Linked DNA regions of Homo sapiens: region 1 is linked to region 2. The links are chromatin loops, found by intact Hi-C in ENCODE. Cell type or tissue: Caco-2. All regions are shown on one strand. Each heading gives the region's core, and the rest is flanking DNA. Links, peaks and the distances in the headings are about the cores only.

The links. Hi-C counts contacts between places; a loop is a spot of excess contacts. Peaks named below come from ENCODE experiments on the same cell type or tissue, not always from the same donor. Only the 100,000 strongest peaks of a DNase experiment are listed, where the experiment ranks them.
Region 1: a loop joins it to region 2, with 5 times the contacts of the local background. A loop is called at or near these places in 1 of 110 quality-filtered maps.

What each region holds. Positions count from the first base shown.
Region 1 is chr4:103,562,805-103,572,236 of GRCh38, reverse strand. All of the region lies in intron 2 of TACR3-AS1 (TACR3 antisense RNA 1), which reads right to left. It also overlaps the pseudogene DDX3P3. Among named protein-coding and RNA genes, the nearest start is that of TACR3-AS1, 19 kb to the right of the region's middle. In Caco-2, for the core only: no CTCF peak of the experiment used is centred there; no DNase peak of the experiment used is centred there.
Region 2 is chr4:103,620,520-103,629,951 of GRCh38, reverse strand. All of the region lies in intron 3 of TACR3 (tachykinin receptor 3), which reads left to right. TACR3-AS1 (TACR3 antisense RNA 1) reads right to left here. Exons shown (of 5, transcript NR_186501.1): 5 at 5,501-5,671. Among named protein-coding and RNA genes, the nearest start is that of TACR3-AS1, 76 kb to the right of the region's middle. In Caco-2, for the core only: no CTCF peak of the experiment used is centred there; a DNase peak (open chromatin) is centred at 3,971.

The sequences.
Region 1 (9,432 bases), core at 1,000-8,999, 58 kb after region 2:
TTAGTAGCTGCTCTGTTCCTCAACGAAAAGGGATATAGTGCCCTTTGCTGGCTGTACTTCCCCCACTCTGATTATCTGAATAGGCCAGGTCTAGGCCAGCAAACTGCTGGTCCAGCCCAAGCACATTTTCAATCACCACATGACTCATCCCTGAAGAGTACCCAGGAGTCTTCCACTGCTGAGCTAATATGTTTGTTTCACTGCGAAGGCCCTCTCATGAAAGAACTGTAGCTCTATTTTATCTGTCTTTAACAGAAAATATGTGTAAGAAGGCAAAACAACTATGTTCAGTTTAGTAAGAGTTGTTAAAAGTTAACATTTATTTTGCCAAATATAATTTATTATCTTTAATCAGCCTCACACCTCATATTACCAACTTAAGCATTTAGTCAGTATTTTGAAAGTCATACATGGCTTATTAAACACAACTTAATGAACTAGAGTATTATCCCAATCTTATAAATGAAGAAATTAGAACAGAAATTTTAAGCATCCTGCCCAAACTACAGTTTGCTACTCATGAAACTAAGCTTTGCATCCAGGTAGTTTGACTCTAGAACCTACCCATGGCTTTAACTAATAGTTTCTGAGATGCAGCCACATGAACTTGAAGTAAATGCTATGTTTATCCATCTATGACTATCATAATAACCCTAGGAAACAAACAAGTGTTTTGCGTTCTGATGTTTTAATCTTTAAAGAGTAGACATTATGCATTTCGTGTAGTAGTTTTGAAGTAGATGAACTACCACCTATAAGTGTTTTTTTGTTGTTGTTTTGTTTTGTTTTTGAGATGGAGCCTTGCTCTGTCACCCAGGCTGGAGTGCAGTGGCGTGATCTTGGCTCACTGCAAGCTCTGCCTTCCGGATTCACGCCATTCTCCTTCCTCAGCATCCTGAGTAGCTGGGACTACAACGCGCCCGCCACCGTGTCCAGCTAATTTTTTGTATTTTTAGTAGAGACGGGGTTTCACCGTGTTAGCCAGGATAGTCTCAATCTCCTGACCTCATGATCCACCTGCCTCGGCCTCCCAAAGTGCTGGGATTACAAGCGTGAGCCACTACCTGGCCCACCTCTATGTGTTTTAAAGCACATAGTGTTTTCAGAGAAGAGGCTGATCAGATGAATGCTTAGACATTGTATGAAGCCTGGTTACCATGATCAATTAACCCCAGTTCTGGTTCTTATTCTAAGCCTTAGGGTGTCCCAGTATTGATTCCAAATTAAGATAGTTAAGCAATATTAACAAAGTTCCCAGAAACTGGAGAAAATATCAGAATACTGACTAGTATATTGTCTTCCTACATGGAAAGACAAATTTGAGAACTTATGAAAGAATAAGTATTATTATATAGTCATTTTCATTTATTTATTTTTTATATATTGTTCCTTGGATAAAAATTCTAATCTATGCCTGACAGACTTGATTAATATTGCATCTATCCTTGATGAATCTATCTTGTTGAACCATCAAAATGCAAGTTAACCTCCAGTTACATTTGTGAACAAATAATTTCACTACAATATAATAAATTATCAAAGAATATATATAGAGAGAGAGAGTGCCATGAGAGCAGGTTGGGGAGAGGACCTCTGCCTATGTCAAAGAATTGGTAGGAAAGAAGAGATAAACAGGGAATAATTTTCACAAAGAGATGCTTGAGCTGAATCCTAAAGAATAAATACAAATTATCTGAAGAGGAGAAAAAAGGCAAGCACAGAGAACAGAGTATGCAGGAACAAGGAAGCCTAAGTAATACACAATTTTTTTTCCACTAACTGCTAAATAACTTTCGAAGTTAAGAAAGCTAATGGTATATCATCAGGCACCAATAAAACTATCTTGAGATTTGACAATGCCAACTGAAAAATTTCTTCTGCAAGGCAGAGCCAGTTACCTTTTATAATATCAATTTAGATTCACACAAATAAAGACATTCTCATGTCTTCCTCGCATTCTTCTCAGATTCTCTCAGCCAGCCATCAAAGTCATTTGACTGGACACTAATCTGATTACAAATGATCAAAGCCTTTCCTAACTGTAACACGTCAGATCAAACTTGGTGTGCAGTGTGTTTCCTGAATCATTATTAGCAATGAAAAAAATTTTTTTTTAATTTCTACTATATACACAAGCTAGTACATAACATTTTGGCCCAGCAATACTAATGCAGTCATTTTTATTTCAGGAAGGCTTTTGATGAAATATTCAGCTTTGTTTTATTACCACAATTTTTAAAGCAATGTGCTCAGTTCATGTCTGAGACTTACCACTTCAGTTCAGAGAGGGAAATGTGGGAAACAATAAGGGTCAAGTATGAGTGGAGAGATAAAGGGCTTGAGGTACAGGGAGGGGAGATATAAAGATCAAGAACTGAGTGACACCAAGTTCAGAGTGAGGGGCAAAGTTGAAATGAAGATTATGTATGGAGTGTAGACAATCCCCTGTCTCAGAACATTGTCTACTGCTGGTAAGTAATTACTGACCACGGAATGACAAAAAGAACTCTGAAGCATTATTCCATTAACAAAATATCTTCCCATGTTTGTTAGTCATTAATATTTTAAAGTATATGCAGTGCAAAAATAACAACAAAAGTAGATAAAATTTTACTATGAAACTATATATAAACTAGTGTAGCTTTCCTGAAATAAAACTATTTTTATGTAGATATTACAGTTTGATGTTCGATGAGGTTTTTTAAACAGTGAAGTTGAGCACAGAAGCAAATAAGTTAAGCAATACTAATAAACAGAATAGTTTCCATTTCAATAATCTTATCCTATACATAAGGTAATTTTTTAATTGAAATGGATTTTGTCCTTATCCCTACCTTTGAATGAATCCCTTCCATTTCCACTTATGACTGAGAAGAGAAAATCAAAGGAAAAATAGAATCGAACAGTAGTAAACAGTCTGAAGTAAATGTTTTCATCTGTAACAAAAATAAAATAAAAAAGAAGAAAAAAAAGAATTAATAAACTGTCTGCCACCTCCCTCAAAGAAAAACCCTCTGGTATTTATTATTATTTTATTTTTATAATTTATTGTTCACTCCCTTTACACCAGGGCTTGTGCCAAGCACCAGAAATACCGTGAAGAATAAAATATATTGAGAAGATGACTTCATAGAATTTATAGTCGAGTAAAGGAGATAGTACTCAGATAATTATATGAACATGGAATGCAGATGCGTTCAAGAGTTGTAAAGGGAAAAATCAGGATAAGAGTGCATTGCAGGGAAACATAAGCCAATTTATGAGACCAGGAAGACTTTCCTAAGAAAGGGACATTTAAGAAGAAACCTAAGGTGATCCTAAAGTTGAGATCATCCAGAAGAAAAGAGATTATGTTTCCAGACAGAGAGAAAAGTATGTGCCAGTGCTCTGAGATGGGAGCTTGTCTTGTTTGTGAAAATAAAGTAGGTTAGCAGGGCCCCAGTATAACCAATCATGGAGTGTGCCATGACAGAAAGGCAGGGCCATGGGGTGCTTGTTATACTCCTGCCTATGACCATAAGCAATTGCACTATTGGATAGAAAACAGCTCACAAAATCTTACATTGACTTGTGAAAGGGAGATGAGGCCAATTTTCTATGGAATTCTGAGCTTATCAATTTGCCTTTGATTCCATAGATTATTTTTTACATAGTGCGATTAACAGGAAACAGTAACTAGAGGCTACAGACCAGCAGACACCACTAGTTTCAACTAACTATAAATAAGTACCTACCAAGAACATCCAATTTCCCACAACTCTACAGAGACTCTCTTGTCAAGGTTATCACGTTGCAGGTCTGATGATTACTTACCTTCTATGACAACTCAGCAGCATTTGTCAGAAATAATCACTTCCTTCTTGGAATGCTTCTCTCAGCTCATAACACTTCGCCTTCCTGGTTTTCTTCCTACCTCAATAGCTACTCTTCCAAGTCTCCTTGATGCTCCCTTTCCTCTGCTCCAACTCTCAATGTTGAAACGCATCTAAAGCTCAACCTTTTCTCTTCTCTATCTACACATTCTTCTACTCAGTCCCATGATGTTAAATGTCCTTATCGCCTAAATCTTTACCTCCAATTCTGATGTCTCACAGTTTCAGACTTACATATACAACATGATGTCTCCACTTCGATGCAGTCTTTACAGTCATCTCAAATGTAACATGGCCAAAGGGACCTTAATTTCCCCGACGTAGGGTAAGACCTAAACTTTCAAGTGCTGCCTTGACATTTTTAACTTTACAGGGCCCGAAAGGCCTATCTGTGAGTTCTCTTGCTGTCACCAGATATGCCCCTACTCAGTAGGAAATGTTCTCTGCCCAGCTAGTTCTTCCGTCAGCTGTTGCATTCTACCCTGTCCTCAACCTAACAGGTTTAATCTCCCGGCCAACCCATACAATTACTCAAGCAAAGCAATCCAATCCTTCTGCAGGAACCAGGGGACATCTCACCCTCCCATTACTAACAAAGCCTGCCTCCCACAGCCCAGTTCACTCAGCTCCTGAGTGCAACACCTGTGTGGCCCTTCACAGCATGCAGTGTGTTGTGGCTGGATGATCTCATCTGTCCAGTGTCAGGGGTTGTGTGCTTGAACATCTCCTATAATTTTGGGCACGAGATTCCTCCTTCACCAATGGGATGAATAGGAAGTGGTCATAACACCCCAAAACTAATTTTTCCTCTGATCTGCATCTTAATACATGGTGCTATCATTCAATAAGCTGTTTAAGCAGATAAATTCTCTTTCTTATTTTTCTCTCTTACCCACATCTAATCAGTCTGAAAGCCTTTTCAACTCTGCCTCAAAAACATAATCCCAAACTATCTGCTTCTCTCCATCTGCATTACCTTCTATGTTTACCTAATGTTATCTCTCATCAGAATCGCTACAGGGACACCCTAGCTGAACTCTCAGCCTTTACTTTTACCGTGAACAATTCACTGTTTACATAAAAGACATTTTTAAAAACTCTAGTAGTTTTCCATTACGCTTAAGATATGAATTCTTTCCCTAGCTTATAAAGTCTTAAATCATTTAATTCTGCCTGCCTCCTTAACTTATCTTGCCTTATGCTTCACATTACCCACTCATTTCAAGCACATTCAACTTCTCGTTTCCCTGGAACAGGATAAACTGATTTTCGTCTTTGGCTTTTTACACTAGCTGTGTTTTCTGCCTGAAAAGGGGCTTCTTCTTATCTTGTTATGGCTAGTTAATTACTATCATTCAGATCTCAGTTAAAACAAGAGCTCCTCTTAGCTATATGTCCTTATCTATATCATATCACCTTTTAATCTTCTTCATACATTTATTGCCATCTGTTATCTGTTTACTTACTTACTCATTTACTTGATATTTTTGCCCTCTACCAGGCTGGAAACTGGGGAGAGTCAATGCCTTGATTGGCTTATTCACCACTGCAATCTCAGTATCTACAGCCATGCTAGACACATAATGGGAAAATAATATATAATGGCTAAAAGAACAAATGAATGAATTAAAGTAATGCAATAATTAAAGCATAAATGTATGATTTATACAGGCCATTATTCAAATCCCATTAGCTATTTCGTGGAGATATTAGGAATTAAACTAGATATAATGAGTTTTAAATTTCTAAACATCTCCTAGAATATACTACCTACACAATAATATAAACTACTATCAAACCGTTCAGTTGGCTTCTCAAAAAAATCAGGAGACAACACAGAAAAGTAAAATTAGAATCATAAACTCCAATTCACTCAGATCATTTAATTGCTAGACAGTTTTTTTAAAAAACAGATTGAACAGAAATTGCATAACTTCCTTTTCAGCATCTAGTTCATAATCTATTTGTTAAATAATAGCACAAAAAATCTATAAATAAGAAGCATGTAAGAGATAAAGTCTTCACAACTTATTTGACTAAGTTGTAATCTTATTGGCTATTTTAAAGCATATCTCTCAAACTAGGCTTAAGGCTCACTACAAGTGTGTAGAAATATACGAAAGTCATAGTACCATTTCTCATGTCAAGGTGCTTGGAATCACAGTAAAGCAACTTAATATGCAATTTTAAACAGCTGAAACAGAATTTAACTTGCCTTACACTTTTGAGCTGTTATACAAATGCTATACATTTTACATTTTTGGAAAATAGTAGTCTCTGACAGTTATATTTCTGTGTGGTCAGTGATAATATACCCTTTGTCATTTCTAATTGTGTTTATTTGGATTTTAACTCTTTTCTTTTTTATTAGTCTAGCTAGTGGCCTATTTTATTATCTTATTCAAACACCAACTCCTGAATTTATTGATCTTTTGAATGGTTTTTCACATCTTAATCTCCTTCAGTTCAGCTCTGATTTTGGTTATTTCTTTTCTCCTGCTAACTTTGGGATTGGTTTGCTGTTGGTTCTCTAGTTCTTTTATTTGTGATGTTAGGTTGTTAAATTGAGATCTTTCTAACTTTCAGGTGTGGGCATTTAGTGCTACAAATTTCCCTCTTACCACTGTCTTAGCTGTGTCCCAGAGATTCTGGTATGTTTTATCTTTGTTCTCATTAGTTTCAGGGAACTTCTTAATTTCTGCCTTAATTTCATTATTTATCCAAAAGTCATTCAGGAGCAGGTTTTTAATTTCCATGTAATTGTATCGTTTTGAGCAATTTTCTTAGTCTTGATTTCTAATATTATTGCACTGTGGTCCAAAAGAATGGTTGGTATATTAGTTCTTTTTTATTTGCTGAGGATTGTTCTATGTCTGGTTGTGTGGTCAGTTTTAGAGTATGTGCCATGTGGTGATGAATGTATATTGATGAATGAAGAATGTATATTCTGTTGTTTTGGAGTGGAGAGTTTTATAGGTGTCTATCAGGTCCATTTGATCCAGTGCTGAGTTAAGGTCCTGAATGTCTTTCTTAATTTTCTGCCTTGATGATCTGTCTAGTCAGTGGGGTGTTGAAGTCTCCCACTAGTATTGTGTGGGAGTCTAAGTCTCTTTGAAGGTCTCTAAGAAATTGCTTTATGAATCTGGATGTTCCTATGTTGGGTGCACATATATTTAGGATAGTTAGATCTTCCAGTTGAATTGAACCCTTTACCATTACGTAATGCCCTTTTGTATCCTTTTTGATCTCCGTTGGCTTAAAGCCTGTTTTTTCTGAAATTAGGATTGTGACCCCTGTTTTTTTCTGTTCTCCATTTGTTTGGAGATTTTCCTTCATCTCTTTATTTTAAGCCTATAGGTGTCATTGCATGTGAGATGGGTCTTTGGAAGACAGCATACAATTGGGTATTGGTTTTTTATCCAGCTTGCTACTCTGTGCCTTTTAATTGTGGCATTTAGCCCATTTACATTCAGTAACATGTATCTAATAAACTTTTGTTAACAAGAAGAAGATAATTTTATTATGAAACATGATTTTCTCCATGGACTTGTGTATAACACTTAAACAAAACATTTATCAGAAATAGGTATTGAGCATTTTTCTCCAAAATTATTCCCCTTTACACTATCCCCAATGTATAACATATATGACAATAGAAAGTGCTTGATGATTTTAGGTTATAAGAGTATGTCAAATCCAACTTTTCACCAAAAATAAAATTCAACATTGGACTCAAGACTTTAACATTTAAAAGTAACTGCTTTGAACTTCCTTTTCTGTGTGAGATTTGAAATTTTTATGTTAGTTTAATGCTATATAGTACTCCATTGTATGTGTATGCCATACTTTTATCTATGGTTGATGGGAATTGAGGTGTTTTTAATGTGGACTATTACCAACAGTGATGCTATGAAATAGTCTTATACTAGGTTTTAGATGCATAGGTCATAGAGTTGTAGGAAATATGCATGTTCAGCTTTAGTAGGTATTGCCAGTTTTCAAAAGTGGTTGCAATAATTTACACTTCCACTAACACCATATGAAATTCCAATGGCTCCACATCTTCAATTACCTTTGTATTGCTGTAATTTTCTATGTTAGCCATCTTATCAGGTGTGTAAAAAATTACATTGTTGTTTAAATTTGTATTTTACTGATGACCAAAGCTAAGCACCTTTTAAAGTTGCTCACCTTTTAAAACAAGTATTGCCGCTTAAGGTGGATCACCTTTTAAAACACTTATTGTACAAGGTTACTCACTTTTTAAAACACTTACTACACCTATGGCATTTGATGATCAAAGTTGAGCACCTTTTAAATATTTATTGGCCATTTGGAGCTATTCTTTTGTGAGCACTTAACATTTTTGCTCATTTTTTTTAAATTGGATTACTTTTTTCTTCTAATTGATATGTAGAATATTTATATATATATTTTTTAAGTATGAATGCTTTATCAGTTATATACATTTAAGTATAGTCTTCCACTCTGTCACCTGAATTTTCTGACATTTGAGTGATATCTTTTGATGAACAATAGTTCTCAATTTTAATGTACTACAATTTACCAATCTTTTCCTTTATGGTTAGTACAGTGTCCTCCAAATAAACAATTGCCTACCCAAAACCCATGAAGATATTCTTCTTGGATTTCTTTTAGAATAGTCATTGTTTTACTTTTGACATGTAGATCTACATTCTGTACAAAATAATCTCTGTGTATAATGTGAGATAGGTATCAAAATTCATTTTTTGCACATATTTAATTGCTCGAACATAATTTATTTAAAAGACCAGCTTTTCTCCCACTGTATTGAAGTGGCATTTTGTTTTAAATCAGGTGGCAGTATGAAGATGTGCAGGTGTTTTTCTGGATGCTATTTTATTACATTGGTCTGTTTGTTTGTGTTTCATTATCACAATGTCTTGATTACTGTAACTGTATAGTAAAGTACTAATGTGTTAGTGAAACTCTTCCAACTCTTTTCTTTTACCTCGTAAAGACTGTCTTGGCTATTCTGAGTTCTACAAAGTTTTGAATTAGCTTTGCATTCTCAACAAGAAAATCTGATCAACTTTGAATGAGATTGCATTGAATGTAAGAATAAATTTGAGCAAAGTTGACATTAAAAACAATATTGAGTTTTTAATTCACAACCACTATATATATGTCCATTTACTTAGGTTTTCTATTCTCCCCAATAATGACTGATAAGTTTTCTGTGTAGAAGTAATTAAATTATTCATAATACTCCATTTCAGATGCTATATTGATTTTATATGAATTTTTAATTTTATCCTATCTCTTCTGGTATATAGAAACACAATTGATGTGTGTATGTTCATCTTGAATCTGGATGACTTGCTTCTTCACTCATATGTTCTGAAAATATGTCCATAGATTCTTTAGGGTATTCTACAAACAGCATCAGTCATCTGCAAATTGTGACAATTTCATTTCTTCCTTTCCAATTCTTTAACATTTCATTTTTCTCTTGCTTTTTTTCTTTCTCCATGTCTTATTTATTTATCTTAAAATATCTAATTGGCAAATAAAGATT
Region 2 (9,432 bases), core at 502-8,501:
AGCCTTGTAGTATAGTTTGAAGTCAAGTAGCGTGATGCCTCCAGCTTTGTTTTTTTTTGTTGTTGTTGTTGTTTTTTTTGTTTTTTTTTTGTTTTTTTTTTGTTTTGCTTAGGATTGTCTTGGCAATGTGGGCTCTTTTTTGGTTCCATATGAACTATAAAGTAGTTTATTCCAATTCTGTGAAGAAAGTCATTGGTAGCTTGATGGGGATGGCATTGAATCTGTAAATTACCTTGGGCAGTATGGCCATTTTCACGATATTAATTCTTCCTACCCATGAGCATGGAATGTTCTTCCATTTGTTTGTGTACTCTTTTATTTCATTGAGCAGTGGTTTGTAGTTCTCCTTGAAGAGGTCCTCCACATCCCTTGTAAGTTGGATTCCCAGGTATTTTATTCTCTTTGTAGCAATTGTGAATGGGAGTTCACTCATGATTTGGATCTCTGTTTGTCTGCTATTGGTGTATAAGAATGCTTGTGATTTTTGCACATTGATTTTGTATCCTGAGACTTTGCTGAAGTTGCTTATCAGCTTGAGGAGATTTTGGGCTGAGACAATGGGGTTTTCTAGATATACAATCATGTCATCTGAAAACAGGGACAATTTGGCTTCCTCTTTTCCTAATTGAATACCCTTTATTTCTTTCTCCTGCCTGATTGCCCTGTCCAGAACTTCCAACACTATGTTGAATAGGAGTGTTGAGAGAGGGCATCCTTGTCTTGTGCCAGTTTTCAAAGGGAATGCTTCCAGTTTTTGCCCATTCAGTATGATATTGGCTGTGGGTTTGTCATAAATAGCTCTGATTATTTTGAGATACATTCCATCAATACCTAGTTTATTGAGAGTTTTTAGCATGAAGGGCTGTTGAATTTTGTCAAAGGCCTTTTGTGCATCTGTTGAGATAATCATGTGGTTTTTGTCATTGGTTCTGTGTATACGATGGATTACATTTATTGATTTGTGTCTGTTGAACCAGCCTTGCATCCCAGGGATGAAGCTGACTTGATTGTGGTGGTTAAGCTTTTTGATGTGCTGCTGGATTCAGTTTGTCAGTATTTTATTGAGGATTTTTGCATTGATGTTCATCAGGGATATTGATCTAAAATTCTTTTTATCTCTGCCAGGCTTTGGTATCAGGATGATGCTTGCCTCATAAAATGAGTTAGGGAGGATTCCCTCTTTTTCTATTGATTGGAATAGTTTCACAAGGAATGGTACCAGCTCCTCCTTGTACCTCTGGTAGAATTCAGCTGTGAATCTATCTGGTCCTGGATTTTTTTGGTTGGTGGGCTATTAATTATTGCCTCAATTTCAGAGCCTGTTATTGGTCTATTCAGAGATTTGACTTCTTCCTGGTTTAGTGTTGGGAGGGTGTATGTGTCCAGGAATTTATCCATTTCTTCTAGATTTTCTAGTTTATTTGTGTAGAGTTGTTTATAGTATTCTCTGATGGTAGTTTGTATTTCTGTGGGATCAGTGGTGATATCCCCTTTATCATTTTTTATTGTGTATATTTGATTCCTCTCCCTTTTCTTCTTTATTAGTCTTGCTAGCAGTCTATCATCAATTTTGTTGATCTTTTCAAAAAACCAGCTCCTGGATTCATTGATTTTTTGAAGGGTTTTTTGTGTCTCTATCTCCTTCAGGTCTGCTCTGATCTTAGTGATTTCTTGCCTTCTGCTAGCTTTTGAATGTGTTTGCTCTTGCTTCTCTGGTTCTTTTAATTGTAATGTTAGGGTGTTGATTTTAGGTCTTTCCTGCTTTCTCTTGTGGGCATTTAGTGCTGTAAATTTCCCTCTACACACTGCTTCAAATGTGTCCCAGAGATTCTGGTACCTTGTGTCTTTTTTCTCATTAGTTTCAACGAACATTTTTATTTCTGCCTTCATTTTATTGTTTACCCAGTAGTCATTCGGGAGCAAGTTGTTCAGTTTCCATGAAGTTGTGCAGTTTTGAGTGAGTTTCTTAATCCTGAGTTCTGATTTGATTGCACTGTGGTCTGAGAGACAGTTTGTTGTGATTTCTGTTCTTTTACGTTTGCTGAGGAGTGCTTTACTTCCAATCATGTGGTCAGTTTTAGAATAAGTGTGATGTGGTTCTAAGAAGAATGTATATTCTGTTGATATGGGGGTGGAGAGTTATGCAGATGTCTATTAGGTCCGCTTGGTGGAGAGCTGAGTTCAAGTCCTGGATATCCTTGTTAACCTTCTGTCTTGTTGATCTGTCTAATATTGACAGTGGGGTGTTAAAGTTTCCCATTATTATTGTGTGGCAGTCTAAGTCTCTTTGTAGGTCTCTAAGGACTTGCTTTATGAATCTGGGTGCTCCTGTATTGGGTGCATATATATTTAGGATAGTTAGCTCTTCTTGATGAATTGATCCCTTTACCAAGACTTTTTTTAAAAATTTATTTATTTATTTATTTTTTTGACCGAGTCTTGCTCTATCGCCCAGGCTGGAGTGCCGTGGAGCAGTCTTGGCTCACTGCTACCTCTGCCGCCCAGGTTCAAGTGATTCTCATGCCTCAGCCTTCTGAGTAGCTAGGATTATAGGTGCACACCACCATGCCCAGCTTTTTTTTTTTTTTTTTTTTTTTTTAATGGAAACACAGTTTCACCATGTTGGCCAGACTGGTCTCGTACTCCTGACCTCAGGTGATCCATCACCCTGGCTTCTCAAAGTGCTGGGATTACAGGTATGAACCACCAAGGAAGAATTAGCACAACTTTAATACCTAGACTTTTTTTTTTTTTTTTTTTTTTTTTTTTTGAGACGGAGTCTCACACCGTCACTTGGGCTGGAATGCAATGGCATGATCTCGGCTCACGGCAACCTCCGCCTCCTGAGTTCAAGTGATTCTCCTGCCTCAGCCTCCCAAGGAGCTGGGACTACAGGTGCCTGCCACCACGCCCAGCTAATTTTTTTTTTTTATTTATTTTTCACAGAGATGGGGTTTTGCTATGTTGGCCAGGCTGGTCTCCAACTCCTGGCCTCGTGATCCGCCCACCTCAATCTCCCAAAGTGCTGGGATAACGGGTGTGAGCTACCGCGCTCGGCCCCACCACAATTAAAACAATACATAGGGACCTTTGGAAACTTTATATTATATAGATTACTGATACAGTATGCAGTAAACTAAAAATTCTAATCAGTAAAAAGAAATTATACCATGCATTTATTACTCATTATAAAGTTACAAATTCCCTTAACCTTAAACTATACTGAAAACAACAACAAACACAATGCCTGCTTTCTTTCATACCGGAGAAAACTACTTCAATGTTTTGTAGGACTATATTTATCAACATCAAATATAAATTACCTGGCCATGTAAAATAATTACTAGAGAGGTGCAGTTAACAGAATGATGAATAGCAAGGACTACACGCAGGCTTAAGTGTTGCAAATCTCCATGGCATATTTGCTAACCGACACACATTCCTGCAAGCCTCCCATTCTGCCCCAGGCCCTTAGCTGGTTACACCAGCTATACGTCTTTTTCCTAAACACAAAAATTCGTCAAAAAAAAATAACAATAATAATAAAAGCCCACATAAAGGACAGGCTTTTTTGTCTTAGCGTCCTTTTGGTTGACAGCTAAGATCCAGAGGTGACATATGACCAGGCTCTCTCTGATGGATGTAATTGGTAAAAGATACCAGATTAGATTAGTAATTTCAGCCACAGAAGCACCTATGTAAATTACACATGTATATGACTCAACATGGATCTACCTAGGTTGAATAACAATACAAACGTCAGTTCACATCTGTCCCATATGATTTAGAGGGTGATGAGGTGATAGGGAGGGAAAGGTAAAAATGATAGTTTGTTAGAGCTGCCATAACAAAGTATCACAGACTGGGTGGCTTAAACTATAGACATTTATTTTTCCACTGTCTTGGAGGCTAGAAGTCCAAGATCAAAATGTAGGCTGGGTTGATTTTTCCCGAGGCCTCTCTCCTTGGCTTGTAAAAGGCTCCATCCCTCTGGGATCTTCATGTGGCCTTCCCTTCAGGTCTGTGTCCTAATCTCTTCTGATAAAAGCACAGTTATTTTTGGATTACAGACCAGGTGTATGATCTCATTTTACCTGAATTGCCTCTTTAAAGGCCCTATCTTCAAATTCTGTCACAGTGTAAGGTACTGGGGGTTAGGACTTCAACAAAAAAATTTTAGGAGGACATAGTTCAGCAGATAACACAGAGGTTATTTAAAGTCTTTAGATATTGATCTCTTTGATCCAAGTCACCTCATAGATTCCGGGAGCTTCCTGGCACCAAGGATGAATTCTGCTCTAATATGAAGATACAGGTTTCATGGCAAGTGAGAGTGCTACTAAATAAAGGTAGAATTACAACCCCCCACCCCCTACTCCCATATCATTCTAACTCGTTTATTCTTTAGCTGAAAGAAAATTGAGGAAAGTATTTTTCTGCTGGCCTGACTTGAATATTTTACTCCTTTTGTTCATCCCTACTTGGCAGTTTTTTTTCCACTTTCCCTTGCATTTCTACTTCTCTTTTGTCTATCCTTGCCTTACAGGAAACAGTTCATTTCAAAATTATTTCACCTTTTCATTTGTACATAATCTTTGTAACAAGGGACCAAGTTTTTAATGTGCCTAGCACAACACCTACTTCCCACCAAGAGAGCACTCTGTAAATGTCTCATAGTCCTTACACGTTTTATACCATTCAATTCCCAGTAATATTGTTTTCATTTATCATTGCCTATGTAAACCAGATTTTAGCAGCCTCCATGTATATAACTTTTTTAATTTTTTCATATGTCCTTAATGAAAAATGTAAATTTACTGAGGATTTTGTAGATGAGTCCAAAAGGATAATTTGTCTCTCACGGCATAAAATTCCTTTCAACATTTCTTCTGAAGTCAGTTCTGAGGCAATTGCGTGTTTCTCTCTTTTTTAATCTCCTTCTCTCTTTTCTTCTCCCTCTCTACCTTTCCCTGTCTTGCTGCTCCCCCTTGATCCATTTCTCTGATCCAGAAAGACCATTCACCCACACTTTTTAAAGACAAATTTAGAATTGTTCTGACAATTCAAACTGTAGCCCTCTTCCTATAATTCAAATGATTCCAAACTTCCAAATACCTACCCACATCTGTTACCCTATTCAGAAAAAACAAAATATTCTCCATGTACCCACATTTCACTCTCCTTCAAGTCAAAAGGGAATTACAAATAGAAAAATAATGTTTTGTCTTACAAACCATGTTACACAAATGCTTTATTTCTGTAATTCCAATTACATGCTGTAAATCTCTTCAGATTTCTTTCTAATACTATTTTCATTTGTATTTCATTTCAACAAAGATTTCGGGGAGACTTTCTTCTACTACTTTGCTTAAGTTGTAAATTCCAAAGTGCTATGATTTTCTATACACCTATATACTTTACTCAGCATATTTTCAAATTTATGGCTTTGTCGAAATCATTTGTATGCCTCTCAAGCCTGTCTTTAATCTTTTTTTATTTGAAAACATTTAGAACTAGTGGAATAATGCACTGTGATTACTTTATCCCTTTTGATTCTCAGGTATTATCTTCAGATTATTTCTGCTTCATTATTTCATCATTCTCCAGTAAGATGTGGCAGTCTTATATAAATCTCTGCAACAGGAATTTCTAAAGCCTCTTGCTGCACCATCTAAGCCCAGACAAGGAAAATTATTTTTGCTAACACCCTAAAGGAACATACATGCTTTGTATACTAAATCTGCAAAGAAAAACAGCATCATAAAAGACATGAGAACAACACAGAAAACAGTAATTGCATACCTAAAGGGAATAGGAACTCAAATATTAATTAGAATAAGCAACGGGTCCTTCAAATGTTACCCGTGTGGATTAAAAGGCAGACAATCAAGTATGAAATAATTCTCTTCATATAAAGTTTCTCATTAGAAATTAAAAACTGATGAGTGATAGTGAAAGGTTGATATGCCACAGTTAACCTAGATTGAACAAGGTAGTGTGTTTTACTTTAAAACAAAATACCCTGGAGAACTAGAAGTCACTGTTTTATTTACATTATTCAGAATATAAGCCAGGTCTCCATCATCCGAAAACGAGTCTACCTTCTAGCTGTGAGATTTCCTGGAGCATCTCCTAGAAAATTTCATTACCAAGCAAGAAATTTTTGCAAGAAGGACTATGCATAGAGACCTCTGAATCCAGTACTGTGAGGCAATAAGTAAATCAACTTACATTTATTTAGGGATCACTTGTAATACATTGAATGGGAGACCCTATGCCTTAAAATTCAGTTTCTATTGCTCTCTGGTCTTCCTATAAGACTGCCTAGGATTTAGGCAGTCTTGGGCAAGTGATTCAAAAATAAAGGATTTAACCCACACCCTCCTTAAGTCTCATAACCTAAAATGGGACATATAGTTCAGATACGTTTTGCTATAGTCATGTTATCAAATTTTTATATGGCACAAACATGGCTGTTATAGTCTATGATTACAAGCCAAAATAAATTTTGCCATAAAATAAGCAGAAAACTATTTTCCAGCATATGAAGTTGTTAATTAAAAAAAAATAGAGAAAAATCCCAGGGTGTCTATCTTTGCATGATTTAGCAGCATAAATCAGATTCTCTTCTCTCTGAAATATATAGCTTTGCAAATATATTTTGATCCAACTAAAGTACCAGATTACAATAGTTGAGTGGAAAAAAGTTTATAGTTTTATTTGTATAAATTTTAAATACATGTATAAAGCATTAATGTATTTATTTTAAATCTTCTTCACAGGAAGATTTAAATAATACAATATTTAAAATAATGTATCTTAAATCCTCCTGTGAAGAGGAGGATTTAAGATAAATATATATTTTAAAGACTTTGTTATTTAAATTTGTACATTATTTTAAATACATTAGGTAGGTATACTCCAGTTGGAGGACAGGTAGATCCAGGAAATGACCTCGTGGCATTTTCATCTTTTAAATTTTGCCCTCTGATTCATTTTGAGTAGAACTTTAACATGCATTTTATTTTATTTTTGGAAGTGTAGTTTCTTAAAATTGGGTGAATGCCCTTATCCAACCACCTTGACATTAGTCTCCTCTGGGTCTGATAGCTGCTTGCTACTGAGCTCCATAACTCCACAGCAATGCAGTTCTTCTCTGGTACCTGAATAATTCCTAGTATTGAATTTTGGATTCTTTTTTATGTGGGGGTTGGAGGTTCAATTGGCCACATATTTTTGGCTAGACTCACTCTGAACACCTCATCAAGCCTCTCGGCTCACTGCAAGCTCCGCTTCCCGGGTTCACGCCATTCTCCTGCCTCAGCCTCCCCAGCAGCTGGGACTACAGGCACACGCTGCCACGCCTGGCTAATTTTGTATTTTTAGTAGAGACGGGGTTTCACTGTGTTAGCCAGGATGGTCTCGATCTCCTGACCTTGTGATCCGCCTGCCTCAGCCTCCCAAACTGCTGGGATTGCAGGCGTGAGCCACCGTGCCTGGCCTTTCACTGATTTCTATCTTTTCATGTCCTTCATCCACTCATTACCAATATTCTGTATCCTTGGCACTTCCTTCTCAAGAGTAGTCCTCCGTCAATGAAACCATCTGTCTTCTGAACCATGACCTATTTTACTTCACCATGTTCTCTCTTCAAAATGTAAGTATGCTCACATCTCTTTGCCTGCTTCTCTTATCAATCTTTTACACCTTTGATTAATTCGCTGTGGCTTCCAACACACCATTCCACTGAAACCACCCTTGCCAAAGTTACCTTTGACTTCTTTGTTCCTAAATTCATTGGATGTATTCAGTCCTTGGCTAGACTGAAGGAACAGACACCCTTTGATCACTCCCCCTTCGAGAAGTCTCCCTGTCCATGGCATTGGTGTCCTTTCTCTCTGCAGACCATTCCTCTTCAGTAGACTTTTTTGGCTTTTCTTCTTCTAACAACCACTTAAATGCTACTCTTTACCCAAAGTCCCATTCTTTATATTTTTATACTTTCATTTAGGATCTCATTTGGATAATCTCATCTCCCAGGATATCAACACCCTTAAAAATTACTTTCAAATCTACATTTGTATTATGCCCATATCTAGATTTCTCTAGGTTTAGGCCCTGAGCTTGAGATTAAAATTTTATTAACCACCTCTCACTCCAAACCTATGTGTAGTAGACGCTTCAAAGTAAGCTGGTAAAAACTAAATAATAATTTTTGCTCTGAAATGCCTGTTTCCATTTTATAGAATATTCTTAATATCTGTACAGTGGTCCAGACAAAAAATCTGGAAATAATCTATAACTTTTCCCTTTCCTTAATCAATGTTCAATGAATGACAAGGACCTTCAAATTAACTCTAAATGTACTCATATAGTTATTTTCTTCTTTCCTAAGCCTTTTCTCCATTCTTGTTTAGAACTACCTAATTCTTTGTCTGAATTTATAAAAAGCCTCCTGCCTATCTTATATTCCACTCAAATGAAGTCCATTCTAAACTGTCTTCAAAGTATCTAAAATCTGAATTTATGAATACCCTTATTAAAATTCTTTAATGGTTTCTCTGACCTGTAAACACATATTGGCCCTCTATTCTCATCTCCATCCTTATCTCCCAGCTTCTTCATCAGCATACCTTGTAGTACATGGTACATCCCACTCAGCGAAACTATTCGTAATACTAGAAGGAGGCATGAGTTTTGGTTACCTTATTTTCTGTGATCAGAAGACTCGTCCCTGCTTTCCCCCACTGCTTTTCAATTGCTCTCATCACAGACAGCTATTCTTCTAGAAGGACTCTTCAATATCTCCACTTCCTCAGTGTTTCACATTGAGCTTCCACAATACCACATGGAAAACTCTAGCATGTGGCATACAACATTATATAAGTAATGTTCTTTTGTTTAGCTATCTGTTCCAAGAAATTTTACCAAACTGAAGAGCAGGGTCTATGCCTTAGCATTAGATATTCAACAACTCACAAGGTACATAATTCAAGAATGGTATAAATGCTTATAAGATTAATGAATGAATCTGTTTCCTTGGAATCTTTATTTTTTAAAATTTAACTTTTATTTTAGAGACAAGTACATGTGTAGATTTGTTGTATAGGAATATTGTGTGAAGTTGATGTCTGGAGTATGAATCCACATCCCCCAGGTGTGAGCATAGTGCTCAATGGGTAGTTTTTTAAATCCACCCCCACCCTCCAGTAGTCCACGATGTGTATTGTTCCCATATTTATGTCCATGTGTGCTCAATGTTTAGCTCCTACTTATATGCAAGAACATGTGGTATTTGGTTTTCTATTCCTGCATTAGTTTGTTTAGGATAACGACCTCCGGGATCATCCATGTCCCTGCAAAGGACATGATTTCCCTCTTTTTTATGGCTGCATAGTATTTCAAGGTGTATATGGGCATTTTTTAAATTGT